Linked DNA regions of Homo sapiens: all the other regions are linked to region 3. A link is an interaction called in ENCODE POLR2A ChIA-PET data of the cell type or tissue named here. Cell type or tissue: GM12878. All regions are shown on one strand. Links, peaks and the distances in the headings refer to the core of each region. The heading gives the core; the rest is flanking DNA.

Region 1 (7,660 bases), core at 1,197-6,196, 140 kb before region 3:
TTCAGCTCCATGCCAGTCACCACAGCGGCCTTGGCATCCCTAGAAGGGCCAGAAGAAACTGGGTGAGGCCCAAGGGCAGATCTTAGGTTGAAACACTGTTCCAGGCAGGATGCTGGCTGAAGCCTCTCTGACTTGACCTGGAACCCAGTGTCCTTGATACCTAATGCTCTAGTGAGGTAACAGGAGTCCTGGGAACACTTTAGTCTCCATTTCAAGAGGGCAAACTGAGGCTAAAATATAACACCATTTCTTGGTACCATATAACAATAGGAATAAAAAACCAGGTAGCCTTATCCCTACTAGAACAGGTGAGAGTGGTACTTCCTAGAGCAACGCTTTACTTCAGAAGTAAAAGGAAGTTAAAAAACTGCCCATTCATGGCCAAACGCAGTGGCTCATGCCTGTAATCCCAGCACTGTGGGAGGCTGAGTAGGAGGATCACTTGAGGCCAAGAGTTCAAGACCAGCCTGGGCAACATAGTGAGAGCCCCTGTCTCTACAAAAAATTTTAAAAAATTAGCCAGGTATGGTGGCATGTGCCTGTGGTCCCAGCTACTCAGCAGGCTGAGGCAGGAGGATTGCTTGAGCCTGGGGGGTTGAGGCTGCAGTGAGCCATGATCATGCCACTACACTCAAGCCTGGGTGACAAAGTGAGACCCTGTCTCAAAAACAAAAATAAAAATAAAACCCCCAAACTGCCTGTTCATATGTTTTGGGTCCTAGAATTCTTTTATGGCCAAACAAGGGGTAATAATTACTTGCCGTTGGGTATTTCAGATTTACAGAGTGTCATCTTTGTGCAATGTGCTACGTAGGCAGAAGTTTACTGAAGTCTTTGAGCAGCGCTATTGCCTGCTGACTATAAAAGTAAGGTTCTAGGGCCTATTGATTATGCAGAGCTGCCTGAGCCAGTCCCCTGCTAAAACTCTTCAGGGGCTTTCCACCGTGCTTGGAGCAGACCCCGGAATCCCTAACTTTAGCCAGCGAGCCCAGGTGGGGCCTGCGTTGTCAAGCTTCGCCTCACCTTGGGCTCTCCCTCCTGCCCGCTGGATGCTCTCAGTTCTGACATCCTCCATCCCCTGTACCCTAAGGCCTTCACGGGTCTCGCTCCCTGACCAGGAATGGGCATCTCTCACCTCAGCTTCTCGTGGCTAACACTACATTTCAGCCTTCAAATCTCAGCTTAAACAATGTAGGTACAAACTGCTGCAGGTCTTTTTCTTTACAATTTGCAAGTTTTGAGCTTTCTAGGTCTGTTTTACCTCTTGGTGCTAAATACTGGAATTCTAGCACTTGACTCAAACTACAGGTCTCCTTAACCGCTGGCAAAAAAACAAAACAAAACAAAACAAAAGAAAGTAAGAGAAGAAAGAAGGGGTGTTTCCTTTCCCCTTACACCTGCTAAGATGCAATTTTTATATGGTCATGAAACTAGAGCTGATGAAGTGAATAACTGAAAACATTCACAAAAGCATCCACTTCACTCAGTGTGGTGATTTGTATACAAATGTGTAATCCACTCTTCCCTTTTGTGGCCATGAGCAGAGTGGCAGTGACCAAGAGGAAGTGCAGTCCCTTTGTGACTTTTGACTGAGGCAAGAATCATAAAAGTCATTTCAATGCACCTTCCCACATTCGTAGGAAGATTATGTCTTTCTCTCGTTCCAAAGAGCTGAGACAGAAGCACATTCTGGAGTCTGCTACAAGCACAGTTCCATCCATGCCCATCTGAAAGGATGAGGAAGTTGAGGTTGCACAAAGACACTATACGGGCCAGCAAATTGGCAAAGCAGTCCAGGTTTATAGGAAGAAATGTGCCACCTATACTGAACAGGAGCACAGGAGGAGGCTAAGGGCAGGACCGTCGTGTGCACGTCACCAGCACATGGCCATCACCAGGCTAAAACTAGACAAAGACCACAAAAGATCCTTGAATGGAAGGCCAAACAAATCTTCCTAAGTAGGGAAGGAAGGGCAAATATAAAAAAGAAGCAATTGAGAAGATGCAGGAATAAGGTATCTTATATACAACTTTCATTAAAAATTGCTAAAATGGGCCAGGCGCAGTGGCTTACGCCTGTAATCTCTACACTCTGGGAAGCCAAGGCGAGCAGAACCCTTGCAGTCAGGAGTTAAAGACCAGCCTGGCCAACATCGTGAAACCCCGTCTCTACTAAAAGTACAAAAACTAGCCGGGTGTGGTGGCACATGCCTGTAACCCCAGCTACTCAGGAGGCTGAGGCAGGAGAATTGCTTGAACCCAGGAGGTGGAGGCTGCAATGAGATTTCACCACTGCACTCCACACTCCAGCCTAGGCAACAGAGAAAGACTCCATCTCAAAAAAAAAAAAATCTGCTAAAATTTTAAATTAAAGTCCCAGCTACTTGGGAGGCTGAGAGGGGAGGATCCCTTGAACCCAGGAGGTGGAGGCTGCAATGAGATTTCACCACTGCACTCCACACTCCAGCCTAGGCAACAGAGAAAGACTCCATCTCAAAAAAAAAAAAATCTGCTAAAATGAAGCTGGGTGCAGTGACACAAGCCTGTAGTCCCAGCTACTTGGGAGGCTGAGAGGGGAGGATCCCTTGAACCCAGGAGGTCGAGGCTGCAGTGAGCTATGATCACACCATTGCACTCCAGCCTGGGTGATCTGACAGGACACCTTGTATCTAAAAAAAGAAGACTCGGCTGGTCTGAAGGTAGTAGTGAATTAGCTCAACTGATTGTTCACAGTCAGTTACAGATCAAACTTCTACTCTTTCCCCTCTTCTCACTACTGCACTTGACTACTCTTAAAAAAATTTCTTTTAGTCCAGGTGTGGTGGCTCACGCCTGTAAGCCCAGCACTTTGGGAGGCTAAGGTGGGTGGATCACTTGAGGTCAGGAGTTTGAGACCAGCCTGGCCAACATGGCAAAGCCCCGTCTCTACTAAAAATACAAAATTAGCCAGGCATGGTGGCGGGCGCCTGTAATCCCAGCTATTCAGGAGGCTGAGGCAGGAGAATCGCTTGAACCCAGGAGGTGGAGATTGCAGTGAGCTGAGATCACACCACTGCATTACAGCGTGGGTGACAGAGAGAGACTCTGTCTAAATAAACAAACAAACAAACAAACAAAATTTGTTTAAAATTCTAAAGTGAAAAAAAGTATAATCCGATTATCTTACAAAACCAAACAAATAAACAAGCCCCAAAGTTGTTTTCATAGAGGGATGTTATGTATACTAAAGGGCACTGCAAGACTCTTAGACTTCAGGTACTGCTGCTGTGCCCAGAGGCGGGAACCCTGGTTGGTTGTCTAACGTGGTAATTTGTTATGACCTGACAGCTGTGTGTCCCTAAAAGACCTAAGTGCTTGGGGAAACTGAAGAGGTGCATTGGTCTTTCCCTCATCTCCCGCATGCGTGAAAACATAACCCAGCTAATGAACATTACTTCTCAACCTGAGAATTCGGAGTCTTTGACTCATGGAGACCAGGCACAGTCCAGGCCACTCTCCTGCATGCCCAGCTCCCTAGCCTTGTGTGGCTCCCTCATTACACTGGCCACATCATTGTTAGCTTTGTTTGTGTCTCCTTGGCTCGATGGAAAGATTCCCCAACGGTGTGGATAGTATTGTTCAGTTTGCTACTGTAGTTCCAGGTCTTGCCTGGTATATAGTTGGCACGCAGTAAATACTTGTTGAAAGAACAAATACATGAGTGAATGTACAGTTGGATGAACATGATTAAAAGAATAAGGATAAACATGATTAAAAGAATTAGGAGAAACAAGGAAAAAAACTTTCCTTAGGAAGCTTCCATTCTATCTATTACCAAATAAAAAAGAAGGGTGTGTTTACATAGCTACACGTTATGAAACCGGGTGGATAAATACCCAAGATGCTTACCAAGGAGGGTGCATGAAACAACCCACAGGGTTCTTACGATTCCAAATTATGCAACTGCATCTATGGCAAGTAATTTCACATAAACCCTTTGTTTCAGTTTTTCTTATTCTAAATTGGGCACATAGGTTTTGTGCCCAGGGCACACTGGATTTTGAAATTTCAAACAAGGAACACATAAAGGGTCATTTCATGGTATCAATACTGTGCCTGGCACATATTAGCTGCTCAGTGAAATTAGAGTGAATACATGGATATGCAAATAATAGCTCAAACAAGCCTAGCATAACTCTGAGAGCAAAAAGCTGATTTGTTCCAAGTAGTGCAGCTCTTTAGAGCCAGTGGGGCCCCATGGGTATAAACTGGAATTTTTACTATGCTGCTCCTGTGCTTACCGTTTGTTAACTTGCTCCACAGCAATGTTGAGGCGATGTGCAATGTCTTCCACTGTTTCACTGTTGGCTGAAATGATCCCCACACTCTTGGCAATAGCTTTGGCTGTGATGGGATGATCACCAGTAACCATAATAACCTAGAGCAAAGACAACGAGAAGGCCCACGGGTAATGAAGAACTCGGTTGGCCAAAGTGGGGATGGTTCAGTAATACCTACTCTGTAGTGCCCTGGGAGAACGTGGTTGGTGATTACAGTGGCAGCTCTGGATCTACGAGACAACTGTCTTTGGAGGAAACACTAATCCCATTGGGTCTACCCTTGCTCCTAAGCTTCATACGCTTCCTCCTCTGACATGAAAGGAAGCCCTTCCCCTTTGATGCCACTTTATTTGTGAAAGGGCTGGTGAGTGTCTACTTGGGGGTAGCCCCATGTTACTTCAACAGTCTTAATATTAACCTAGTAATGATGAACATGGATTATGGGGGCTGAGCCTCAAGACTGAGTAATAAAGCCTTTTTTCTTTCTTTTTTTCTTTTCTTTTCTTTCTTTCTTTTTTTTTTTTTTTTTTTGAGACAGAGTTTCACTCTTGTTGCCCAAGCTGGAGTGCAATGGTGTGATCTCGGCTCACTGCAACCTCTGCCTCCTGGATTCAAGAGATTCTCCTGCCTCAGCCTCCCGAGTAGCTGGGATTACAGGTGTGTGCCACCACATCTGGCTAATTTTTTTGTATTTTTAGTAGAAACGGGGTTTCACCATGTTGGCCATGGCTGGTCTGGAACTCCTGACCTCAGATGATCCGCCTGCCTCAGCTTCCCAAAGTGCTGGGATTTCAGGCATGAGCCACTGCGCCCAGCCAATAAAGCCTTTTAGTATCTACCATGGACTAGGGCGAGATATGGTCACTTCAAGGCACTAGGAGATTCTTCTCATTGCATTTACTGTTTATGTGGTTCATTCCACATAGACACAATCATTTTCTTTTTGTGGGACAGTTTCAGTAACCTTAGCACAGTGAAACTAGAAATAAAATAGGAATTATGATATTTACTTGAAGACACCTAAATACTGACCATCTGCTATGAAAACCATTATTAGAAAGGAACACGACATAAAGAAAGAACTTCTTGAGTCAGGAAAATAACTCCCACCTTGATCCCTGCACTCCGGCATTTGGTGACTGCATCTGGCACGGTGGACCGAGGGGGATCGATCATTGACAAGAGTCCCACAAAACAGAGGTTGGAGGTCGGAAAGTTCATAGCGTCTATGTCAAATGAGTAGGTTTCTGGAAACTCGTCTGCTGGCAGGTAGAGATGACAGAAACCTGTAATACAGATGAATTAGTGAGTCAGTGAAACTAGAATAGGAAACGAAAAAAAATAAGAGGAGAACATGCTCATACACCTTGGTCCTCTGCTGTTTTACCAATACATTAGAATAAGCCAGAATTGTTTAATTTCTTCAACTCCATAATGCATTTTTTTAGGAAAGACATATTTCATCCAAATATAATTCACTGTGAGCTCATTAGGCTCTGTGTTCTAGAAATATATCTTGCTATATTGCCAAGTTCTAGGGCAATACACAGTCTCGACTTCTGAAGTTTAGCGGGGCACAGAGTTAAAGGGATCAAGCATAGGGTACATCTCAGGGCAGAGACACATTTCAGCTGCCTGGAGGATTAGGAGAGACTTCCCCAAGGAGGTCACATGTGAGGTGAAGCTTGAGAGGGGCAAAGATGATTTCTAGGGAAAAAAGGGAGGGTGGAGGTGGGAAGGCCATTTTCAGCAGAGAAAACAGCATGTGAAGGAACAAGGGGGTTCAGCGGAGGGGCACAAAGTTCAGTGCTAGATCAAGATAAGCCCAAGAGAAAGGCCAGCAGGAATGGGGCCGAGCCATCCTTTTCTCAGAAGGCATCAGCCTCTCATAGGCTGAGGTGGAAGGGACTCTTGTGTCTGGTGGGACCTCCAAGATTGTGTGATCAGCTTTCACATCCAATTTATTTTCAGCCTGGCCCACTGCTTTGCAAATGTCAATGGAGCAGGCTTTGAGAAATCAAACGCAAGTGGGCATCGATCCCGTGTAGAATACCCGGTACTGTGGGTTATTGGATGCCTAAAGCATCACCATCTCATTTATATGCTTTATCTGATTTGCCAACTCCAATAGCCTTTAGAAACACACATTCCACAGACTGCATCTGTATTGGTGAGGACTTCCATGGTGTTTAATGAGCCGGATCGTCAACCATACACTTCTGTTTCCTTGAATTTGTCATTCTGTGGTCCTGATGGGGCACCATTCCGCCAGCCCTGGTGCTGACAACAGGACACACTGTCCCCTTTGACAACACCGCAGGCACCCCCATTGGGTCCTCCTCCTGTTGCATTTCTAAGGTTCCTTCCTTCCTGACACTTTGTCTGCATCACTGGCATCACTCTCTTCCTAGTCGTTAAATGGGAAGCTTAATCATTTTTAAACATTATCCTTCTCTGATAGGTTCTAAATCTTACCAAACTCTACCTCTATGAAGTCTCTTGCCCTGATCTCTCCTTCCCATTCCCATCACCCTGAAAAAATTCCCATCCCTTTTGCCTGAGCAAGGGCAGCTGCTTCCTATGGAGATGTGCATCTCTCCTCTCCCTGCTGCCGCCAAAGACATTTAAAGAAGTTAAAGAAATTTAACTCCTTCCATAAAGTCTTCCCCAGCCCTGCGACTGCCCAGCTCACTCTAGTGGCACAGCCCTCAGTGCTCTCTACTGACTGCAGGATGAAACCTGGCTCCTCACCCAGATGTTCAAGACCTCCATCTCATGACCTCCAGTCCAGCCCTTGAACCCTGTTTCTGTGACAGTGCCATCTCACCTGCTGGCAGCACCCAATGTGCCCCACGCCGTTCTGCCTCTGTGATTGGCCTGTGCTGTTCCCTGGGCCCTGGATACTTTCCCCTATCTCCCCTCAAATGCAGTCACTTAAGGCCCAGTTTGAAATTTAACTCCTTCCATAAAGTCTTCCCTGAGCTTGCCTCTCTGGAGGCCATCCCACCCTGCTTGGTGCTGTCACACAGCATCCTCTCCTTGTTCCCATCCTGCTTATCATGTTCTCCTTTACATGCTTCACGTGGATGCCATGGCCACTGGGCTAGGTCACAGGTCCTCAAGGCGCCTGCCTCATCTCTGTGCCCACCAGGTGATGGGCAGGGCCCTGCCGCCGCACTCACCCAGCACACGCTCGCCCAACCCGCCCAGCTCCATGTAGGCTGTGTGGAAGGTCTTGGCAGTGCTCTTGTCCAGTGGGTGCTCCTCGCCGTTGATCATGATGGTGCTGCATTTCTCTAGGATGCGCTCAGGGGCCCCCTTCATCACCATGAGGAAGCGCT
Region 2 (7,660 bases), core at 1,197-6,196, 560 kb after region 3:
ATGGCTGTGTCATAGCTCATGGGTCACTCATATTTGGCTCAGAATGAATCCCTTCAAATATTTTACAGAGTGTGATTCTTTTCATTGACAGTAACCTTGGCAAAATAAACTTTCTAAATTAATGGAGACGTATCTCAGATACTTTTGGTTCACAGGACCATGGGAGAAGGGTGGCCCTCCTTGCTGGACCAGCTGAGCCTCTCACTTCCACATGGTGATGTCTGGGATGCACTGAACTAAATGTGTCAGCTCCAGGAAGAACCAGAGCAGAGTTTAGGTGGGGATAGCAGGCTGGCTGAGGTTTTCAGGGCACCCTCAGCAGGGCCTGGCAGAGTTCTTGGGTACCCACAGCAAAGAGACCTACCCCACGTGATGGATGGCATGCCCCTGGCAGCAGAGAGCCCGCTGGCTGAGGCCACTGCTCAGCACCTCTTGTGCTGCTCCTTGTTCCTGATTCTGTTTGGCAAGAGCAGCCCCCACCTCCCGCACTTGGTCCCAGAGCTATGCTTTCCCCCCTCTTCCCTCCTCCTTGGCTGAATGGCTGTCTGGGGCCTGTGGGTCATTCCATCAGTGAGTCATTTTCATGGACAGGAGCTGCAGAAGATAGGCCTGAGAGCCATCAGGGGATGGGGGCAGTGAGGTAGGAGTACATGGGGGTGGACAGGGAGCTGGGGGCCAAAGGTTTCCAGGTCTCTGCCAGGTGACTCACAGCAGATTCACCTCTGCCTTCCTCAGCTGGCCCAGGCCTGCTGCCTCCTCCAGTGTTCCCCTTCTCTTCATATTAAACACAGCTTCAGTCCACACTCTAGATTGCTCTTTTCTTTCTTGATCTCTCTCTCTCTCTCTCTCCCCTCCCCTTCTCCTGCTCTCCTGCTCCCTACCTCTTATCTGAAGTCACCACCAACAAGACCGTCCACCTGGAGAGCTGTGGAGGGGCTGGGGGCACCGCCCTCTTTCATGGTGGCCCATGACGAAGGCACTAAGAGCTGCCGGCTATGGAGCATCAGCGTCAAGATCAGCCAGCCCCAGGGACAGGGCCTGGCCATTCCAGCTGGACAAGGAGTCAAGGCTTTGCAGGTGTTCTCTTTCTCTGAGATGAAGGAAAACTGAAAGAAGAGCCCCTCAGCCCACAACCTTCAGGAGTGAATTCAGGTGCATTTTCTCCTGAAATTTACAGATAACCTGGTCTGATCATCAAGAGCTTTAGGTGACTGAAATCTCTTTATGTGTTGTGCAATAAATGACCCGAGGGCACACAGTGTGTGGCTGTGGTCACAAGCTCTCCCTCAGCACACCAGCTTGAACCTCCTTCCTTAACCTTCACAGGGACACACACCTGGGTGGTTCGGCTCCCATGAGTGGGGCTGCTGCAGACAGGAATCATTCACACACTTTGCAGCCTGGTCTGCAGAGCAGCCTTTGGGCCGCGCCTGCCTCCATTTCCCCCCAGGACTTCTGGGTTATGCTTGAGGTAGAGCTAATTTCTGTCCTTTCTTGGGGTGGCATGTGCACCCAGATCATGATGACAATAAATACTGTTTATTAAGTCTCACCATGCATTGAGTATATGTAATATTTCATTTAATCTTCACAGTGAATGCATGAGCTGAGTAGTACTGTTACTCTTAAATTTAAAATGAAAAAACCCTGGCTGGGCTTGGTGGCTCACACCTGTGATCCCAGCACTTTGGGAGGCCAAGATGGATGGATCACTTGAGACCAGAAGTTCAAGACCAGCCTGGCCACCATAGCCATTTTTAGTAGAAAAGCTGTCTCTACTAAAAATACAAAAAATTATCCAGGTGTGGTGGTGCCACCTATAATCCCAGCTATTCAGGAGGCTGAGGCATGAGAACTACTTGAACCTGGGAAGCAGAGGTCGCAGTGGGCCAAGTTCGCACCACTACACTTCAGCCTGGGCTGACAGAGGGAGACTGCACCTCTAAAGAAAAAAGAAAAAGCCCCAAGCCTTGCAACTTAAACATCACCCAGCTTGTCCCTGGTGCAGCAGGATTTTGAACCCAGCAGTCAGTCGCCCCAGGGGCCAGCTACTGACCACAGACATGACACCCACTCACTGAGCCCAGTCCCCTCCACAGGCAAGCCTCACCCCTCAAAGATGCAAGCAGTGGCCTAGCCTGGCCTTTCCTCTGACCAGAGGCTGGCCCTAAACATGTCACTCAGCAGAAGGGTATTAAACTCTGCAGAGGGCTCAGAGCCTCAGGGCCACCAGGCAACCGGCACAGGCCCTTGCAATGCTTGGCAATCAGGAGAGGCACTGACAGAGGTGACTACAGTGCCAGAGGGCAGCTAAGGGCCAGCAGGAAGGTCACACTCAGCTGAGGGGACACTGGACGGGAGGCCTTGTGCACAAGCTGGCCTTCAGACTGCATCCTAGAGGAAAGGGGGCTCCACACGGAAGGAAGGAGGGGTGCACAGGATGGGGGAGGCTGGCCCAGAATGACAAAACTGTGACAAAGCCCAGGCAATGCCACAGCATCCTCCTTCCAGAGAGGGGCTTCGTGTTAATTGCCGAGCGGGGGCATCCTCTCCCCCTACACCATCGACGTGGCTTCCCTGCGCTCTTAGAGTAAAATCCCAGAACAGCAGCCCTTGTCAGAAGCTGGCACATGAATGCAAGGGCACCAGGAGCTTGGGCTGCGTGTCCCGGTGCTCTCCCAGCTCCACCATGTGTAGGCTGGCCTCATTGCAACTCAGCTCCCCAGCTCTTAAAATGGGACCATAGCCGTGCAGGCCCCTAAGACAACTGTGGTGACCAAATCAGCCGGCACCTCCCAGAGTTAGGGTCCAGTCAACCACACCTGCAACTGTGATGAATTAGTACTTGGGCCGGCCTGGCCTGGCCTCTATTCGCTCCTCTGCCGCACCTCGTGCCCTGAGCCTCCCAGTTTGCTGTGTTCCTTTTTCAGTTCTTTCGCACATCACATTAGATGAAATGGGGACATGCTGGAAACATGTTTGTCTTGTCGTTGTCTGACACCGTTGCTCATTTATACTGTGTACAGATTTTATTCTATCACATTTGCAATCTCAAGGAACCTCATGTTATGAAATGCTTGAGGTGCCACGAAGGCCCTGTGTGTTTACCTGCTGATGAGTTAGTTGATCTCATGAACACTCAAGAGTGACATCTTATGAATACTGGGAATAAGAAAACTTGTAATACAAAAAACCACTAATGAACACTGACATTTAGACTTACCCTCTATACCCTCCCGGATATGCTTTAACATGTCAATTATTAACCTCTCACCTAATAATAGAATTATGGTGGTTACTCACAAAGTGGCTGTCTCTCCTCTGCAGCTCACACTGGAAACTGCAGGAACACAGCAGGCACCTCCGGCTGCTTGCAGCCCAGCCAGTCTGACCCTGGCCTTCTCAGGGGATGTCTCCTATCCCGAAGCATGGGTCCAAACAGAGCAATTGTGTAGCAGAACAGGTGATGATTATGCAAGAAACAGTACGGTCTTTTAGAAGATCAGCTCTAAAGGTCAAGGGGGTGGATGTCTTTATTAAGAAGGGAAAAAAATGTCAGCTATGCTGCTGTGTGCAGAAAAAGGAATCCACTCCTCCATTGACAAAAATGCCCATGCTGCATCTTGCTGAGCCTCAGATCTAGCTTTCAGGGTTGTGGCAAATCTAAAAGCACATGCATTCCTCAGAAAATGCCCCTCTACAGCTCGTGTGTTCTCTGACCCTTTACATGACACATACCAGCTGTTCTTCACATTATTTGAAAGACACTTTTATGAACTCAGATCTCCCCCATCCCTCTCCCACCCCCTGTCCCCACACCTAAAATTCAGGAGTTCATCCCTTTACCAGGGAAGAAAGCTGTATAATGGCCCTTTTTCACCAAGGATTCCATATTCCCCAAAGCATCCTTAAAACTGTAGTTTCCATTTTCTCCCTGCATACACTCCATTTCTCGTACTTAAATATGAGCTCCTGTCCTGGGCTTACCCTGCTAGGCACCAGGTGAGCACTATATTCCTGAGCTGCTTCTGTGGTCTAAGAAGCAAGGCAACCCTCCAATTCATTGAAGATCTCCAATTCTCGCCTCTAAACATACAAGTATCTTTTAGGAATGTGACTTCATAATCTATCCAGATTTAGCAAACACGGTAAAAATTTAAGAATCAAAACAGTTTTCAAATGTGAGCACAATAGCCAGGCTACCAGAAAACAGAACTGATTTGCAATTAAATGCTGATGTCATCTTTCAGCATCTGTTAACTTCTCCCCTAGCGACTCAGAGAAAGCAGAGTTCTTCCAAATTAAGGACTCTCAGAAAAGTACTTACTTTGAGAAACTCTTAGCTCTTTTAAAATGGAAAGCAATGTGGCAAAGATAACCTATATGTCATGAAAAAGTAGCCATGTAAAAGGGAATGTAGATTCATTTTCAGATGTGCACAATGAATTCATTTGATTTATTCTCACAGACAGTAAATAGATTGTGATGATAATAGGACAGCTAAAGCCAAGATGTGCAATTTAAGCTTTCACTGCAAATTTGATAATGGGAAGGGTTTGTGGTTTAATGTGGGGGTCTCAGGTGGCTGGCATTTTGCTGAGTATCCTTTTGCATCTTACTATTATTAGCCTACTGTCACTGTAGACTCTCCCACAGCTTTCACGGATACTGTGACTGAACATAATTTGGGAAGATAAATCGTATGGAATGTAAATTTTCAGCCCTGTGTGTATGGAGCAGTCTCGGAATTGATTTAATTGATGCACTGTGCTGACCACACCTGCGTCTTCCTGGGGCAGGGTCTGTTGCCCACAGCCAGCTCCAGGACACCCAGGAGAACTCCCAAGGAAGGAGCACCTTCATAAGGGGGCAGCCCTACCCTCCCTGAGTCCCGTCTGCGCCCCTGTGAGGAGCCCCTCACCCCTGGATGGCCACAGAGCTAAGAAAACCCCTTGGTTTTCCTAGAGAACTAGAGAGCCGGGAAATAAACAAATATACTGTGGTCCATCCAACCTGGATGAGAGAAATCTAACAATAAGTAAGCACAGTTGCCACACTAACTGTCAACACTGCCGTAAATGGTATCTGTTCAAAGTGCGCAGATAGGTGTTGGTACAAGAACCGGGATTTCACTCCTGACTCTTTATTGACTGATGACTGCAGAGCAAAATTGTGTATCTGCTTTTCAATTTCATCTTCTAATAATTCATCTTTCTTTATGAAATTTACAAACTCGGGGTTCATGATGCTTTGGAGATTTTTTAAAGCCGTGTTTCACCAAAGACAGAGACATGCTACCCTAGGAAGGAACCCAAGTCCCTGAACGACCTTGAGGACAGACCAAAGCCCAGGAGTGCCCACCAGGAACTATGCAAGGAGACAAGAGTCAACTTCTATATTTAAAAGACAATAGTAATAAGTGCTGTTTCTGTGTGTATGTATATGAAGCAAGTGTACAAAACAATGCTGCAGGAGGAGGGGGAGTGTGGCTGAAAAGGGACTTCTGCTGTATTGGTTCTTGTTTAATGGGTTCTGTATTTGCTGATGTATATTGTGTTTTTTCCCACGTCTCTAATATTGTATTAAATATGTGAGTCAAATCAAGTATAGAACAAAAAGGAAGTATTTTAAAATCATTACTATAATGGATAATGGCTGATGTATAACGTAAAGACAAATACTTTTGCAAATATTTTGCATTAGTTAAAAAATGGACTTTCTACAGTCATAATACTCTGCTTCAATCTAAAATTGCTTGAAATGCATTATATGCAATTAAATCTGTATTCATTACTACTAATATAATACGAAAAGAACTGAATACACGATGAAGGTTCTAATCTTAGTTCTGTTTCTTTTAAAATCCTAGGTTTTCTTAAGAGAAACTTGTTATCTTAAAGCCTTTACATGCTTCCAAAGAAAAAATTACGCATTACTTGCTTTGTGGCACAGCAGCCTTAATTCAGGTTCCTCATGAAGACATGCACAGTACCCTTTCCTGTGTGCACTCCATTCATTATTTGAATTCTCAATCTTTTTACCACCTTCTCTTGTAAACCTGCTGTTATCTCATGGCTCAGTAATGAAATTGTTACTGGTGTCAGAGAAGCTGTGCTTAGTTTAGGATTTCTGTAATGGAAACATCAAAATGGCTTAATCCAACACCTTCTCTGAGTGATCTGGCCTAGGCACTCCCCTTTCTATCTATAGGTACATCTAAGCATCCATACACACACACACACACCCCTGCATTTATAGACCAGCGTGGGGAAAATGCTACAGACAGAACCATTGAAAACCAGACAGATGGGATTTTGAATAAAAGGGCAAATGCTGTAGTTCGGAAGACTGAGTCAATGGCCACAGGGAACTGTCTGCCCATACACTCCTGGCCTGAGATCATAGGGAGAATTAACAGAAGAAGAACAAATGATGGCAATTTTCTCTGTTCACCCCCCACATTCAGAAAAAGAAAAATATTTCATTGAGCCACTTCTAAGGACATCAGAAGCGAAGGTTCCAATAGGGCCCAATCACCCAGGGATGACCAATGAGTTTGATTTTACAACACTGTGTATGGGGAAAGACAGAGCTGGATGGGTTCTACGTCCGTGCCTGCCAAGTAAGGACTGCAGAGCAGCAGCGGGTAGGAAACCTGTTTCCATCAGAGGGTACAGCCAGTGCTTGTGCTCGGGGGGTCACAGGTGCACTGGATGCTCTTCCTTCCTCAAGGAGCCGGACGAGGCTTGCGGCAGTCCTATTCCAAGGAGACTCCAGGAACTGGTGAATTCGTGAAGCTCCTGCAGTCTAGTCAGTCCAACCAGGAGGGATGGGGAGACTCAAAGACCAACACACTCACCCCCCTGACCAGGCCTCAGGCCACTGAGGCCGATCTGGTGTTTCCCTAAGCCAACCGTGCTTTCAGACACAACCACCACCAGCTCCTCTACTCCTTCCCCCAGAGTGTGTCACTCTGTCCCCTCTCTATGGAATGCAGAGCGACTGTGACATTTCCCTCCTACTCGAATTCGTTTGTCAATGCTTCTGACTCTGAACACTCCAAGACGACAGAACGTTTTCATCTACCTCCTGCCTGCAAGCCCAACATGGAGACTGGTAGATACCTGTCATTCAACATGTTCACCAACACGGTTTTTCAATCACAGGCATAGTGTTACAGTGAGCTATTGAATAGGTGGATGGACACATACATGACCATCATCTTAGACCTCTGCTTGTAAATGACCTCATGTGACAGAGGTCAAAAGCTATGACACTGCTTTTTTGAAGCCCATGCCTCAAACATGTACCTGACCCCACCTCTGCCACTGCACAGTGACCTCTCGTCACTCCCTCTCGGCCATGTAAGATGTTGACATGTGGCTCACAGTGCACCATCCACCTCTGCTCCCACCCGCCCCCTGGGTGACTTCAATGTCTACATGAGTGACATTGTGGCCATGCAGTCTCCTCCTCACCTCCCATGTCCCCTTTATCTCACCATCCTTCCCACAGCCACACTCCAGCCTCATCTTCTGAAATCACTGTTTGAATCTCTGGGGTCAGTGCCGGAGCCTCTCCCCACAGATCACCTGCTCAGTCCTCACCCCTGCTCCCTCACCTCCCGGCCCCCACCCAGTGCTGACTCTTTTTACTTCTT
Region 3 (7,660 bases), core at 1,412-6,411:
TCTCATAAAATTGCAGAGTATCTCTATACCATCAGAAACGGTTTTAAGTTTTATACTATTTTAAAGTTTAGTTTTGATGTTAATGTCACTCTAATAATGATAATGGCCTTTTAAACTGCCTATAATCTACAATAACCTTATTCCTAAAATCCTTAAAATTACATGGATTATATTAAATACCATCCCAAAATTTACTCTAAAAAAGACATAAATATTGGACCACTTGGACATCATTATACTCAATTATGCTTCATAGTTTGGAATGTAGACACTCTTGGTTCATTAATTATTTCACGTATCCACTGTAGTAATTTCACAATTAAGTTCTTTATGGGCAAGGGCCATGTTTCTTGCTTCCTGCATATACCAGAAGTATTCACTAACTACTTGTTGGTAAAAAGTGATCAAGTAAACAGCAATATATGACTCTACATCATCTGATTAGTAGTACTGAAAAACTGGCAACAGAAGTTTAAGAAAAAAAGCTGATCATGGAAAATGTTCATTCCACACATGACTTCTTTTAAGTTTCATTTGATAGACTATACATGCTAAGAACATACTTGATTTTGTAAATGGGTGTGCATGTTAAGAATATTGTTTGCCATGGTAGTGTAATCTTTAAAACAATATGTACATTTAAGTTATATAAAGATTTTTAGCTTCATAACACCTTTTGTAGGACAATTTAATGTGGGACAGCTTTTGTGGGACAATTAATTTAATAAAATTTAATTCCGTATCCAACTTTCAAATGTATGACATTTCAAATTTCAAATTTAGTAAGGCCTACGATATGCCACACTTGTTTTTCCTTCAGGTTACTTACTTGGCATTATTTCCCTTGCAACTTGGCTATATGAGCAAATCCAAACTGAAGTTGCTAATATACTTTCTTAAAAGCTTAGTCAACTCTAAAACATGCATTGGCAACACACATGTAATTCCCTTGACGAGTCATAGTCTACAAAGACTGAGTGCACTTCTGTGCACAATACTGTAGGTTAAAGGAAAAAAGTTCAATATTCATTAAAGTGAAGGAAAACAGCTTCAAAGTTACACAAAAAGCTAGTTTAAGACAGAAAAGTATAAAATGCTCTCTAAAAGCCTAAAAACACAACTCAGAAACTATCAATTTCCAACTCGGAAACTATCAATTTCCAATGTTCAATTAGGACAGGCAAGGTGGCTCACACCTGTAATATCAGCACTTTGGGAAGCTAACGCCAGCAAACTGCTTGAGCCCAGGAGCTCAAGACCAGCCTGGGCAACATGGTGAAATCCTGTCTCTACTAAAAATACAAAAAATAAGCCAGGTATGGTGGCGCGTGCCTGTAGTCCCAGCTACTTGGTAAGATGGAAGGATCTCTTGAGCCCTGGAAGTCGAGGTTTCAGGGAGCAGAGACTGCGCCACTGTACTCCAGCATGCACAACAGAGTGAGGTCCTGCCAAAAAAAAAAAAAAAAAAGCCAATTAGAAGGCATAAATTTGATTTTAAAACTGCAAAAACAGAGCTGTATTACACCATGCAATGACTACACTCCTTTCAGGCTGTATTACAACCTGGTTTATATGTTTCTTTCATTAAGCTTATGAATGTATAACACATCTTTTAGCCTTCAAACAAAAACAAAATGAGAATTTTCTTCCCAGGCATATTTTTTAATATAATTGTATTGCATTCCAGTTTAATGGATGTAAGAGATTTCACCTTTAGAAATGTTGGTCCCGTATTTTAGTTTCTTACTGATATATAGATACCACAAACAGCATAAACAGTCCCCCCAAAAATGATAAATTACAAAAGCCTTTTGCTTCAAATCCCTACCTCCTATGTTTATTGCTTCATGGGGACCCACATCACCCATTCTCATTTCCTGTTCTCTCTGTAAGTAAATATAGTTGTCACAGTCAACCTATTGATCTTATGACTTTACATTTCCCATCTAAAATCAAAAAGAAAAGAGTGAATTGGGACATCATTTTCCATTAAAAATTTTGAAAAATTTCCATCACCATATACTTAATAGGAACGCTGAAAAGAAACTTCAGTCTCCCAGGCTTAATATACTACAAGTGCTTAATGCACCCAGTTTATATTGCAAGATTAGATTACCAATGAATCAGATTATATAAAATATACCACAGATTATTTTTAATGCTTTTATTCCAATAGATGAAAGACACAAGCCTAGATTCAAGCAAAGGAAAATCTAGTAATAATAACCACTGGGCCCAATTATTTTCTCCTCCCAGGTCACTGAAGTCTTAAAATAGAAATGACAGTTACCAAGTTCATATTGAAATGCATTCAAACATATAACACAAATAGCTTTAGGGAATTATGCTAAAAATAAGGTTATAGGCAATCTTCATTGTCTAAATATTATAATTCATTCATGTATTTTTATTCATCTACTCAAGCATTATTTCATCCAGGGACTACAGATAGCCCATACAAGCAATTACTGAAAGCTGGACATAACATTGCTTTCTTTAACTGCACAGTAATTGTATTTGAAAACCTCAATAAAAGTATTGCACAGTTAACTATAAAACAGAAATATTCAAAACATCTGAAATTTCATTACAGAAACTGCTTCCTAAAAACTCTTAATTTACCAACAATAGTGACGAAGAATTAACTTCAATGAAATCTCTAAGTGAAATTACTCAAGATAACGTATGAAAATTGCAATTTTCCCTTTGGTTTGATGACCATTTCCAATCACAGAAAACTGTGTAATTAGTAATAGTGAATTTAAATGTTCTACATTATTTTAGCATTTTCTTTTTTTGAGACATAGAACCTAAATAGCATGTGGTGATTCCTAGACAATCCTTAAAGCTTCTTTTGAGATAAACATGAGAGGTCTTTATCAATAAAGAATTTTGACTGTGACCTAAAAAAGAATATTGATTGTGGCCATTAAGATTGCATTCACTCAAACTCCAGTGTGGGTGACACAGTGAGAGCCTGTCTTAAAAAAATTTTCAGCCGGGTGAGGTGGCTCAAGCCGCTAAATTTTGTATTTTTAGTAGAGATGGGGTTTCACCATGTTAACCAGGCTGATCTTGAACTCCTGACCTCAGGTGATCTGCCTGCCTCAGCATCCCAAAATGCTGGGATTACAGGCGTGAGCCACCGCGCTCGGTCCAGTAGTGCCATTCTTAACAACACATTATGCCTATAATCAATGATTTCCAGAATTACTGTAACTGTTTATACTTTACCAGTGTACATCCTGTTCTCGATATCAGAAATGTTTTCCTCTACTATTCTAACCATTTCTTTTTCATCACTCACATTGCTGTGTGAAGTATTCCTTGATTCTTGCTATCTTTCCTCAGAAAAACAGGCATCTCTTTCCTTGGGGCTGCCTTAGCACTGCATTGATTTTCCTAGTGTATATTTACCACCTGAAATGTACATTCTTTCTATGCATGTCTATCCCTTTTGTCCTAAACTGTATGGGACAATCTTTCAAATCATCTTTTCTTTTGTGTCATTTTTTTTGAGACAAGGTCTTGCTCAGTAGCCCAGGCTGGAGCACAGTGGTGCGATCTCAGCTAACTACAATCTCTGCCTCCCAGACTCTAGAGATTCTCCCACCTCAGCCTCTGAGTATCTGGGACCACAGGCAGCTGCCATGCTCGGCTAATTTTGTATTTTTTCAAGAGACTGGGTTTTGCCGTGTAAAAAAGGAAATGAAACTATTGGGGTGCAAAAATATTTTATGATTTATTACTATATAGATCTGATCGTATACCTTATTAAAGACAATGAATTTAACTGGGACATAAAGTAGAACACATATTAGATGCAATTATTCAACAGATTATGTGTCCTAGTAAAATTAAAATGTATTTTCATGTTATTTTTAATGACACCACCTTCCTTCAAACTAGTATTCCTAGTAAATTGTTATTCATGAAAACAAGGTGATAAACTGTGTGAACACAGCTGAAAAGACACCATCTAGCAAATTCTCAAGGATACCCATTCATACTGGGAAAGACAATTCTATACTACATAAAGTCACAGAAGTTATTAAAAATAACTTAATTTTGGGGTTTGGAAGGTGCTTTAGGGGCAACATTTTATATAGTTACAACTGATACAAATTCAGAGCTATGGAAATAAAGCAAAGAAACCACATTGTGTTTGAGCAGGCAATCAAACATCTCCCCCCCAGTCCCAAAGTTCTGCATGTAATCCTTGGACTCACATTCAAGTTTATGTTAAATGCTAGCCTAAACAAAATTACTCGTCCATCTCATTCTCTTTCTTATTTTTATGTTGCTTTGGTTAAAGGAAGAACATAAATGCCCTGCTGATAGGTCCTCTGTTTGGTTGTAGCTTGTATAAGGGGGGTGTAAACACAATACACACTTTGCCACAAAATGATTCTTTAAAAGTTACAACTATGGTATTATGAAGCCAAGTACAGCTACACTGGGACTGAATTCTCTATGCTTCTTTATTACCTTCTTTGCTGTCTTTGTTTTCTGGTAGCTGTGACTCACACAGGTCACGGAGAGTGTGATTCCAAAATAGAAATGCAGCTGCAGTGGTCATCTTTTCTTAATCTATTAAGTTCATCTTCCCCAAGTCTGTGGATCCCAACACAGTGTTGGTCATTGGTGGAGACACAAATGGACATAGATCACCAACTTTCAAATTCTCAGATCTTTCATGAAGCTCATTACTGAAGGTCAAACTATTAAAATCCAAAGCTGAAAAAGCTGAAAGTAAAGTTTTCATTATTAGAATGTAAATCATAATACAATTTGACTAACGTGGAGAAATTCCTTCTAAAACAGAAGCAGTCCCATGTCCTCCACTCCCCCAGAAACACACCACTCCTGCATGGCTTATTGTATTCTACATGTCCTGTACTTGCCATTCACTCACATAGGTTTTATTAACGATCATCTTTGACATTTTTATTTTTTAGTGTTACTTATTTGATTCACTCAGCAATATTATATATTTTGTTTTCCATGAGAGCTTTGTTTATTAATAATATTCTTCAGTAATATGAACTTTCTTTTAATAACAAGACTTATGTTTAACCATGAGACACGTGATGTGTCATAAGATCATGGGTGCTTAATGGGCCAGAGTTATAATGGCTATTGGAATGCATGGTGGTGCATGCTTATATTTTAAATTATTCAGCTTCAGTTTCTGATATAGTAAATATCAATAGATACAATCCACTTAAACAAAAGCTCTTTGGGATATGCCATCATTTTTTAATGTTTTTATCTTTTTCTCACCACAAAACAGAGTTGAATTAAATGTGGTACTGTCATAGCATGAAATACTATAGGAAATGTAAACTCAACTAGAACTACTTCTGAAAATAGCAATGCATCTCTTTGGACAAATCAATGGGTGTGAACAAAACATATCGACTGATCTCAAAACTATAACGCTGAGTAAGCAAAAGAAAGCTGCTGAATAATATATTTATAATGTACAATCAGTTATATGATTGAAATTTTAGGACAGAAACACCAATTCTACATATGATTTATGGCCATACACATATATGGTAAAATGTATGAAAAGTGCATGACAATGACAAACACCTAATTCAGGGTGTTGGTTACTTCTATGCAATAATTATTAATTGCACAAAAAACCCTAAGCCTATAAAGTTTCAGAATCACTCTTTGAAATGAGTGTGTCTGCCAAATAGCCATGAAAAAAAGATTACTTTCCTCATTTTTGTACTCCAAGATATTCCCTGCACACACACACACACACACACACACACACACACTAATCAAAACATCCAATTTGCTTCAGATAATCAGTCTAACACTAGGATGAAGTAATTAAACTTTATACAAAATTGACATGTTAGCAAGGAAAGCTTTCCTCTAGGTAAAGATCAGAATTCCAACAAGCATTTCAAACACGGGAAAAAATTGTAGTCTCATAATTCACTTCTGTGAAACCCGAATGAGTATAGGTATTCCCAACTGAGAACTTCAGCGTAGCAATACGTAATACAAGATACATCTAAGTTAGAGCTTACATTTTTAAAATCTATCTTATGCTTCTAAATATAATGTTTTTCAAACATAGATACCAATGCTAATATCTGCATTATATATATCAAATCTATCCCTCAAATTTGAAAAAAAAAAAGACAGGAATACGAAGACTGCTAGCATTTAAACTATTTTTAATGTGCTTCTTTCCAGAGTTAAATTTGTATTGCAAAAATTTTTACCTGATGTGCATGCTTGTACATCTTTCATTCCGACTGCCTGGTTCGAAACACACTCTTTCATTTCAACCTTAGGCTGAAAGGGTTTTAAGACAAAATGATTAATAAGTAATATATATTTCATATACTATGTGGTTAATAATTAAAGATAAATATAGAAAAGTTATTACCTTCAAGTGATGATATTGCTGAAGAGAATCTGGAAGGCAAAAGGGACATATAATCAATTATATATAAATATGATAAATCTAACCATACACTCAGAGTTAGTATCAAGCTGAATCTTAGTGCTTCGTTTTAAAAATAATGAGTTTAGATTTAGGGGTGCATTTTTTTGTCAGGACAACAACATGACAGAAATATCCTGAAGAAAACTAAGAAGATAGGTTGAATAAAACATGCAGTTAACATTTCAAAGGCAAGATTCTGATTCGAATATCTGTAACTGAGAGAAAAGTATGCACGCAACCATGTGTACATGCTGAGGAGGAGAAAAATGATCTTTAACCAGAGGAGCAAATCATGACCCTGGGCAGATAAATGTCAAAGCTGATGGTAGAATGCTATAGTGTGTCTTTAATGTGACACATCAGAATCATTTATACCATTCTACTACAAGTACCTACTATGTCCTTCAATTGGTCCTAGAATGTAGGAAGCACACAGTTGTCATGACAGTTCATTTGAATGTTTAATTCATTTCTCATCAGAGAAAGTGTTCGGATCCACACTTTCACAAGTGTGAATTGCTTTGGATCCACACTTACACAAAATAGTTCATAAAAATCTTCATTTTTTTCATACCTACTTGAGCTTACTGATAGGCCTACATTTCTTATATCCCGTAGTTTAGCCATCTTAAATTTTTTGATCCACTCATGCAAGAAGGTATATAAAACATGTCTAAAAATAATGTCTAAGAAGCTTTCAACATTGAAATATTAATAAAAAATGCATTGCTACACAATTATTAGTTACTACTGAGCTTTTATATACCAAAATGGGTGTAATATTTATGTAAAGTAATGCCTTTTGTATTTGAGGAATAAACTTTGTAATTTTTTTTGTTTCCAAACTTAGTTTGGGTTGGCATATCATGTCATCCATGATAAACTTTTACAAAACAGGCATCCTATTTAAAAAACCGGCTACCTTAAAGAAAAAGCAGCCAAAGCTCCTACATTTAACTTTACCTCAGTTGATTAACTCATATTGAGAGGTGACAGCGTGCTGGCAGTCGTCACAGCCCTCGCTTGCTCTCGGCGCCTCCTCTGCCTGGGTTCCCACTTTGGCGGCACTTGAGGAGCCCTTCGGCCCGCCGCTGCACTGTGGGAGCCCCCTTCTGGGCTGGCCAAGGCCAGAGCCGGCTCCCTCAGCTTGCAGGGAGGTGTGGAGGGAGATGCGCTAGCAGGAAC

The links. Peaks named below come from ENCODE experiments on the same cell type or tissue, not always from the same donor. Only the 100,000 strongest peaks of a DNase experiment are listed, where the experiment ranks them.
Region 1: POLR2A ChIA-PET joins it to region 3 with 5 read pairs; 4 of 35 experiments call an interaction of 5 or more read pairs at or near these places.
Region 2: POLR2A ChIA-PET joins it to region 3 with 5 read pairs; 2 of 35 experiments call an interaction of 5 or more read pairs at or near these places.

Annotation. Positions count from the first base shown.
Region 1 is chr13:24,698,692-24,706,351 of GRCh38, reverse strand. ATP12A (ATPase H+/K+ transporting non-gastric alpha2 subunit) reads right to left here. Exons shown (of 23, transcript NM_001676.7): 12 at 7,502-7,660; 13 at 5,430-5,605; 14 at 4,281-4,417; 15 at 1-39. It also overlaps the pseudogene RNY1P7 and the pseudogene RPL26P34. Among named protein-coding and RNA genes, the nearest start is that of ATP12A, 22 kb to the right of the region's middle. In GM12878, for the core only: no CTCF peak of the experiment used is centred there; no DNase peak of the experiment used is centred there.
Region 2 is chr13:24,001,757-24,009,416 of GRCh38, reverse strand. It overlaps a transcript of SPATA13 not described here. Among named protein-coding and RNA genes, the nearest start is that of C1QTNF9B, 110 kb to the right of the region's middle. In GM12878, for the core only: no CTCF peak of the experiment used is centred there; a DNase peak (open chromatin) is centred at 3,248.
Region 3 is chr13:24,561,069-24,568,728 of GRCh38, reverse strand. It overlaps LOC101927375 (ankyrin repeat domain-containing protein 26-like), which reads right to left. Exons shown (of 11, transcript XM_011535334.3): 5 at 6,416-6,444; 6 at 6,249-6,321; 7 at 4,489-4,746; 8 at 1,829-1,886; 9 at 1,197-1,445. The coding sequence ends at 4,586. It also overlaps the pseudogene PSPC1P2. Among named protein-coding and RNA genes, the nearest start is that of PARP4, 52 kb to the right of the region's middle. In GM12878, for the core only: no CTCF peak of the experiment used is centred there; a DNase peak (open chromatin) is centred at 3,667.